Regions from separate parts of the Homo sapiens genome. Here region 1 is linked to region 2. The links are chromatin contacts, found by Hi-C in ENCODE. All regions are on one chromosome and are shown on one strand. Each heading gives the region's core, a stretch centred on a gene start or an enhancer-like site at or near the end of the contact. The rest is flanking DNA. Distances are from core to core; before and after follow the strand shown. Region 1 overlaps TUBB6 (tubulin beta 6 class V). Region 2 holds the start of C18orf61 (a long non-coding RNA gene).

Evidence for each region. A loop is a pair of places that touch in the nucleus more often than their neighbours do. Pooled maps may share reads with other maps.
Region 1: a pooled map shows a loop between it and region 2 (3-fold over the local background). The contact joins the enhancer-like site here to the promoter of C18orf61 in region 2. A Hi-C loop is called at or near these places in 1 of 50 pooled maps.

Annotation. Positions count from the first base shown.
Region 1 is chr18:12,319,973-12,324,275 of GRCh38, reverse strand. The region is part of intron 3 of TUBB6 (tubulin beta 6 class V); the gene reads right to left. Among named protein-coding and RNA genes, the nearest start is that of TUBB6, 14 kb to the right of the region's middle. Within about 2 kb of position 2,760, at least 2 of the 41 ENCODE cell types and tissues checked have a DNase peak (open chromatin) inside an H3K27ac peak, as active enhancers do.
Region 2 is chr18:12,199,376-12,204,144 of GRCh38, reverse strand. It overlaps C18orf61 (a long non-coding RNA gene), which reads right to left and starts at 3,366. Exons shown (of 5, transcript NR_049896.1): 1 at 2,971-3,366; 2 at 2,067-2,191.

The sequences.
Region 1 (4,303 bases), core at 1,511-4,010, 120 kb before region 2:
GCCTCAGCCTCCCGTGTAGCCGGGACTACAGGCGCCTGCCACCACTCCTGGCTAATATTTTTGTATTTTTAGTAGAGACGGGGTTTCACCGTGTTAGCCAGGATAGTCTCGAACTCCTGACCTTGTGATCCGCCCGCCTCGGCCTCCCAAAGTGCTGGGATTACAGGCGTGAGCCACGGCGCCCGGCCCAAGTATTTTATTTTTAAAACTTGACACTTTTTCATGTTAATGGAGCCCCTCATTCATCATCCAGAATTACTGTTGCAAAATGTTTGCAGAACCAATTATTTATTCTGCCCCTATAATTAAATACTAAGCACAGGAAGTAATTCCTGCCCTCAAATTGTTTCCAGGCCAGTTGAGAAAAGGAGCTTAATATGTCTGAAAGACTTCTGTATTTTATGCAGAGTTCAAGTAACAAGAAAGAGACCTAGTCTGTTTTCTGCATAATGGTGCTTTTTTTTTTTGAGACGGAGTCTTGCTCTGCCACCCAGGCTGGAGGTGCAGTGGTGCGATCTCGGCTCACTGCAAGCTCCGCCTCCCGGGTTCACACCATTCTCCTGCCTCAGCCTCCCAAGTAGCTGTGACTACAGGCACCCACCACCACGCCTGGCTAATTTTTTGTATTTTTTAGTAGAGATGGGGTTTCACCATGTTAGCCAGGATGGTCTCAATCTCCTGACTTCGTGATCCACCCACTTCGGCCTCCCAAAGTGCTGGGATTACAGGTGTGAGCCACCGGGCCAGCCCCATAATGGTGCATTTTTGCCAGACAGGCTTATGTATATCTTACTTTACCTAAAAAAAATTGAATCTGAAAGATTGGCTCTTAAATTTAAAATCCTATTTTTCATTTTATCTCATTTTAAAATGGATTATTTCACTAGCAGAAGCATTTTTTTCCCAGCTGTAAAAATTACACAGGTTTGTATGTCCATATGAACAGATGCACGTAGGAGTGGGAGGAACTAATTTTTGTTTTTGGTTTTCTGGGCACTACGAGTTTCATATAATGCAATGGCTTTCATACATTGCTGTGAACATCTGTATTTATTTATTTAGAGACAAGGTCTCGCTCTGTCACCCAGGGTGGCGTACACTGGCACCACCCTAGCTGACTGCAGCTTTGAACTCCTGGGCTTAAGTGATTCTCCCACTTCAACCTCTTGAGTAGCAGGGACTACAGGCACATGCCACTACACTTGGCTAATGAACATTTGAAAAAACTAGATACTAGATACCTCTCATTTATTTTAAAGTTAACATCTATTATTTTTCATAAGTCAAATAGTTGCATATGATATAATTTTAATTTCTGGAAACAATATAATCACTTTAAAAAACTCTTCTTCTGTTAAATGTATTGATAGAATATATTAAAAATCAGAAATAATTCCAATCAGTTGAAGTTGATTCTTTTTAATTTCCTGTGATTACAAAGTATTAAATGTTATCTATCTACCTATCTATATCTATTTTTTTCCTATTAATTCATTTATCCAAGGGTGAATATTAAATACTGCCAGAAAGGGCCAAGGCTTGGGATCAATTCTATTCCTCTTAATTTTTACATATATGAGAAATCTTGTCCACAGATATATGTAAATGGGAATGAATTATGTTCTACAATGTCATTCAGTTCTTTGATTGTCTTCAGAGTTACATCCCAAAAATCAAATAGTGAGCTATTATCAAAAAGTATTTTCAAGCCTGGGCAACATGGCAAAACCCCATCTCTACTAAAAATACAAAAATTAGCTGGGTCTGGTAGTGCATGCCTGTAGTCCCAGCTACTCGGGAGGCTGAGGTGGGAGGATCACTTAAGCGTAGAAGATGGAGGTTGCAGTGAGCCAAGATTGTGCTACAGCACTCCAGCCTGGGTGACAGAGCAAGACCCTGTCTCAAAAAAAAAAAAAAAAGTATTTTCAATCATCTGTCACTTAACTCAATTTTGTTTATTTATTTATTTATTTATTTTGAGATGGAGTCTCACTCTGTTGCCCAGGCTAAAGTGCAGTGGCACGGTATTGTCTCACTGCAACCTCCACCTCCTGGGTTCAAGCAATTCTGCTTCAGCCCCCCGAGAAGCTGGGATTACAGGTGCTGCCACCACACCCGGCTAATTTTTGTATTTTTTAGTAGAGAGAGGGTTTCACCACGTTGGCCAGGCTGGTCTTGAACTCCTGACCTCAAGTGATCCGCCCACCTCGGCCTCCCAAAGTGCTGGGATTACAGGCATGAGCCACCGCACCTGGCCAACAACTCAATGTTGAAGAAAGCAGAATTGGAAACGACCTAACTTGCAGGTCATGACATTTTACATCAGTCATTCTTTTCTTGTTTCTGAATGTAAACCAAAAAGGCTTAACCAAGACTTACTAAATACACTCTCACTCTTTCACTTTAAGGCAATTTATTCCAGTATACTTAGAGTTGGGAAAATTGAAATACTAATTTCTAATATGACTTTGTCAATTTAATTTTTAATAAAATGTTTTAAATATTTATTTTCATGAAATTTTGGGCTGCAGATTTAACTAATTCAAGTCATAAAAACTTGCATTGCATTATACAGACCTCTCCCCACTTACTCCAACTTGACTTTTGTCTACACACGGCTGGTGGCAACAATTCACAGCCACTGCCAAAGACCAGCCTCTCTGGTTTCACGTGGGCAGGTCCATCCCTGATGCTGCACTCACCCTGGGGGCACTGAACTATGAAGCAGTGAAACCACCAAGGCTGCCTCTGAGAGCTGCCAAGTGCTACATCGGGTAAGCAAGCTGCCTTTCACTTGTCAATCTTTAATTAGTGGACAAGGGGCTCCCATGCAATTTGGGACACGGGCCTGCTCACAATGAGGTCTACTGATGGCACCCCTGGCTTCTGCAGTACATAACAAGTGCAGCCTTACACAGTGGCTCTACTCTTGGGGGGGATGAAGCATTTATCAGTGCTACACACTGTAGGTGTTCAGTGCAAGAAAAAACAAATTCTGTGATTCTTCATTAAGTGTACTGAACTTAATGTTAAAATGTATGTACTGGACTGTTAATAACTCATATCACATATAAAGGATACCCTCCTTCAATATCTAAAGAAGTCCTTAAATCAGTAAGAAAAACAACAGCCATTAGGAAAACAGGCAAAGGCTATAAACATACAGCTCACAGGAAAGGAAATTCCAATAGCTTAGGTACTGGAAATAATGCTAAACCCTTCTCATAAGGGAAACGCAAATTAAAACAAGGAGATTCTATTTTTCTGCTGTGAAACTGACAGAGATCCAAACACCTGAGTTGCACTGCTGAGGGTTTGGGGAAGGCCACTTCCCACGGGAGCTACTGGAGATAGCAAGGGCAGTGGGCTGTAGAACAGCTGAGCTACAGCTATCAAAATTATCCCCCTAGACACAGCAATTACACTTCTGTAAGTTTTTCTAGATAGACCCATACATGTGCAAAATGACATATATACAAATGTTTACTGAGGAACAATTTATAATAATAAAAAGGGGAACAACCCAAATACCTATCAACTGAAGACTGGTTAAATCCACGGCGGTATCTCTGCAGAGGATACTATCAGCCATCAACAGGAATGAGGCAGCCATACTTGTGAAATGGAAAGATCTTCAAAATACGTTGCTGGGGAGCCAGGGAGGAACACTAGGGTACTAAACAGTGTATACAGCTGGCTCCATTGTATGTGTGTAAATATATGCGTCTGCCTGAACATACCTGAAAGGACATTCAAGAATCTTAACACTAGTTCGGGGTAGGAAGGAGATCAACTTTTCACTATATACCCTTTTGTTCCTTTTAAGTCCTAAACCATGAAAATGTTTTACCTAGCTAGCTAGCAAAATGAAAAAAAAAATTACTTTATTAAAACATTTACAATGCAATTAAGAAAGCACAGGTTGTCTTTGAAGGATGGGGTCCTAAGAGAGTTCATTTCTAGCTTTATGACATTTTAACTAAAACATTTATTTTATGATAAGTGAATATTAAAGTATAAAAAAGGAATTTTTTATTATTATTATTTTAGAAATGGGGTCTTCCACTGCTACCCAGGCTGGAGTGCAGTGGTGCAATCATAGCCACTGCAGCCTCCAACTCCTGGGCTCAAGGGATCCTCCTGCCTCAGCCTCCTGAGTAGCTGGGACAATTAAAAAAACATTTTTTTGGCTGGGCACGGTGGCTCACGCTTGTAATCTTAGCACTTTGGGAGGCCGAGGCGGGTGGATCACGAGGTCAGGAGATTGAGACCATCCTCGCTAACATGGTGAAACCCCGTCTCT
Region 2 (4,769 bases), core at 2,117-4,616:
GGAGAACTACAAACCACTGCTCAAGGAAATAAAAGAGGATACAAACAAATGGAAGAACATTCCATGCTCATGGGTAGGAAGAATCAATATCGTGAAAATGGCCATACTGCCCAAGGTAATTTACAGATTCAATGCCATCCCCATCAAGCTACCAGTGACTTTCTTCACAGAATTGGAAAAAACTACTTTAAAGTTCATATGGAACCAAAAAAGAGCCCGCATCACCAAGTCAATCCTAAGCCAAAAGAACAAAGCTGGAGGCATCACACTACCTGACTTCAAACTATACTACAAGGCTACAGTAACCAAAACAGCATGGTACTGGTACCAAAACAGAGATATAGATCAATGGAACAGAACAGAGCCCTCAGAAATAACGCCACATACCTACAACTATCTGATCTTTGACAAACCTGACAAAAACAAGCAATGGGGAAAGGATTCCCTATTTAATAAATGGTGCTGGGAAAACTGGCTAGCCATATGTAGAAAGCTGAAACTGGGTCCCTTCCTTACACCTTATACAAAAATCAATTCAAGATGGATTAAAGATTTAAACGTTAGACCTAAAACCATAAAAACCCTAGAAGAAAACCTAGGCATTACCATTCAGGACATAGGCATGGGCAAGGACTTCATGTCCAAAACACCAAAAGCAATGGCAACAAAAGCCAAAATTGACAAATGGGATCTAATTAAACTAAAGAGCTTCTGCACAGCAAAAGAAACTACCATCAGAATGAACAGGCAACCTACAACATGGGAGAAAATTTTCGCAACCTACTCATCTGACAAAGGGCTAATATCCAGAATCTACAATGAACTCAAACAAATTTACAAGAAAAAAACAAACAACCACATCAAAAAGTGGGCGAAGGACATGAACAGACACTTCTGAAAAGAAGACATTTATGCAGCCAAAAAACACATGAAAAAATGCTCATCATCACTGGCCATCAGAGAAACGCAAATCAAAACCACTATGAGATATCATCTCACACCAGTTAGAATGGCAATCATTAAAAAGTCAGGAAACAACAGGTGCTGGAGAGGATGTGGAGAAATAGGAACACTTTTACACTGTTGGTGGGACTGTAAACTAGTTCAACCATTGTGGAAGTCAGTGTGGCGATTCCTCAGGGATCTAGAACTAGAAATACCATTTGACCCAGCCATCCCATTACTGGGTATATACCCAAATGACTATAAATCATGCTGCTATAAAGACACATACACACGTATGTTTATTGCGGCATTATTCACAATAGCAAAGACTTGGAACCAACCCAAATGTCAAACAATGATAGACTGGATTAAGAAAATGTGGCACATATACACCATGGAATACTATGCAGCCATAAAAAATGATGAGTTCATGTCCTTTGTAGGGACATGGATGAAATGGGAAATCATCATTCTCAGTAAACTATCACAAGAACAAAAAACCAAACACCGCATATTCTCACTCATAGGTGGGAATTGAACAATGAGATCACATGGACACATGAAGGGGAATATCACACTCTGGGGACTGTGGTGGGGTGGGGGGAGCGGGGAGGGATAGCATTGGGAGATATACCTAAGGCTAGATGACGAGTTAGTGGGTGCAGCGCACCAGCATGGCACATGTATACATATGTAACTAACCTGCACAGTGTGCACATGTACCCTAAAACTTAAAGTATAATTAAAAAAAAAAAGAAAAAAAAAAAAAGACCAAACCAAACTTTACACATATTTCCTTTTTCTTTTTGATTCTATGCCCCCTCCCTCAGCCTCCCAAGCAGCAGGAATACCCTGAAGGGCCCTGGGAACCCTTGCCCACTGAGTCCCACCTGGAAAGCAGTTCCCTAGCTGGAGAGTCCTCCTCATCAGTTATGCTCTCCAGCACCCACACTGGAGAAACACAAACAACAGGAGAAGTCATTTGAGAGAGGCTACCCACTCCTACTCCCGCTGAAGCCCCACTGCCTCACACAGGATTCCCTGGTCTTTCCTCTGGGTTCACAGATATTCCTGCAGCCTCTCTGGCCATAGCTTTCTACTGGAAAGTCATTTGCTCTCACCAGGCCCGTAATGCTCCTTCCCAAAGGAACCCAGAATCAGGTTTCCGTACACTAGATCCAGCAAGTTTGTTCCTCAGGAAGTGAGCCATTTCAGGGTAAATACTCCCCTCTGAGGTTGATGGCATCTGCAATTATAGAACACATTAGGAGGATTAGATGATGCCACGCATGTCACACATATCTGTTATTCTCTTGGCAACTTTAGAAAATTGTAAGTATAGTGGTAGAGTCAAAGGTCAAAGTCCCCCAAAACTAGCACAAAGTACACCTACAGAAAAGACAAGAACTTTTCCAACAGAATTTACCTTTAAGGTTTATTTAGATGGGCAGTTTCACAACTCTTTTTTATTTTTATTTTTATTTTTTGAAGGAGTCTCGCTGTCCAGGCTGGAGCGCAGTGGCTTGATCTCGGCTCACTGAAACCTCCACCTCCCTGGTTCAAGCGATTCTCCTTCTTCAGCCTCCCAAGTATCTGGATTACAGGCGCATGCCACCAAGCCCAGCTAACTTTTGTATTTTTAGTAGAGACGGGGCTTCATCATGTTTGTCAGGCTAGTTTTGAACTCCTGACCTCAGGTGATCCGCCTGTCTTGGCCTCCCAAAGTGCTGGGAATACAGGTGTGAGCCACCGGACCCAGCCACTTCCACAACTCTTAATCCATGGGGAAAACTGCTGCTGAGGGAAAGGCCTCTGCATTGCAGTAGATAGGGAATGCTGCCATCTACAAGGCCCCAGTATGCCAGGTGTGGGTTGGTGAGAGGCTGCCAACCAGTACCACCCAGCAAGGGAACTGTGGACATCATAGATAATGCACCCTGTCAGATTCCCATGTGTATATTTGACTGGAAAGGAAAGCAGCCAGGAAAGTAACATTTCTGTTTAAGACCAAGAAAAGTGTCTTACATTGCCAGCATCTTCTTTTTTGCAGATGTCTCCTACAGCACCCTCAGGAGGAGCTAGGAGAACACAGAGTAAGGGTCAGTGCCCTGGTGGTGGCAACTGTGTCACCCAGAGAGCTTTGCTTGGTGTGGTGCATGGAGGTAGCTGATCACAGCATGCGCCAACCTGATGCTGGGCCATGCTCCAGGTGGAAGGAGGAGGGCAACAGAGAGAGCAGGAGGGAACTGAGACAAGGAGGCCTAGGCCTTGTCCTTGTCCTAAGGCATCATGAAGCAGCACAAAGGAGTAAACCCAAAATGGACCTAAAATGCACACCAAGGTTCAACAGAAGGGTCCCTTCATCACTCACATGATTTGAAACTCTTCTACACAAACAAGACTTTCTTAACGTATTCAAGATTATCTCAGTGTACTACTAGAATCAAACTATGTTGGTACTGCATCTATTATCTATTTTACAGGATTTATCACTTGATTAAAAGCCAATTTTATTGGTGAAATAGATTCAATTTTAGGCAAATTATTTTATTTATTGCAAATTCTTTTTCATACAGATAACCAAAACATTAAAAATACTGAAATACTACAGATTAGAAATAGTCATACTTTCCCCTTTTTAAGTCTTCTTCTTGAGCCATGGTGCACGCACGGCACTCTTGGGCTGCTGTGATCAGGAGATCCAGGATCCTTTGTGCCACCCTCTCTGGAGACATTACCTAGAGGTCTCGCTCCAGGCAAAGAGGCCAAGCTCAGAGCCTGCTGGATCTGCTCTGCTGAAGCTAAGGGACATGACTCAGACACGCTCTACAGTGGGAAGCGGTTTCCAGGTTCAGATATGCATCATCTACTGAAATGAGGAAGTAGAAAAAATAGAAATTGACAAGTTCATGAGAAACTGCCCATGAGTGCAGGAGTAATTATTTTTGTCAACTGCCTTACATTCAGTATGTATTCAGACATATATAAGGTATTTTTATAAAAGTTGCAATTTTTAATTTTTGTCAGTTATGTTAAATCTAACTTATCAGCTCTCAATATAAAGACTCTACCTCATTTTCTTTGTGGTTTCCAGAAAATCTAGCACATGGTAAGTAGAACACCAAAATATTTATTAAATGAAAACACAGAGCAGGGATTGGGGACAGGCAGGCACGCAGGCAGGCAGTTATATTTGCTTACCTGGATGATAGTAAACTACACAAAACCTTAGTTAGATTAATACTGAAATTGCCTTCTGCTTTGGCTGTTTGCCGTTTTGGAAGAAGGACAACAATGAAGATGAACAGGAAAGAAATGAGAAACAGAGACCTTTGCTTACTAGCTAAAGGCTACCTACTGTAACACGAAATTGTCTACAAATGGTTTTCAACTCTGCGTGCTGTAATTCAGTGACAGAGTTCCCTAATTCCTCCTGTCTGGCTTCAAGTCCAGCTACATCGCCGCTGTCTTCTTTACAACTTGCAAGATGCTGCTGCTACTGCACTTATCTGCTGTATGAGATTTACACTTGTTTTAAAGCAAAACTTTATTTCACGTAGGCTAATGGCCAGGCAGGCTACACTAGTCAGTTAACAGTGAGACGGTTCCTCATGGAGGAAAGGTTAGGTTGAGGCTGAGGATCCTTAATCCAGATGTATAACAGAGTTGCCACGAGGCAACGGAAACCACACTGAGTGGAGCAGTGTTCTTATCTGTCTCTCTTCACCATTTTTAGCTGGCAGGTTTTGAGGATTTTAGGGCTTGTGAACATTACTAAATCTACTGAAATATATCACTGATCCTTATAAGCTTTGGCCAGCTGC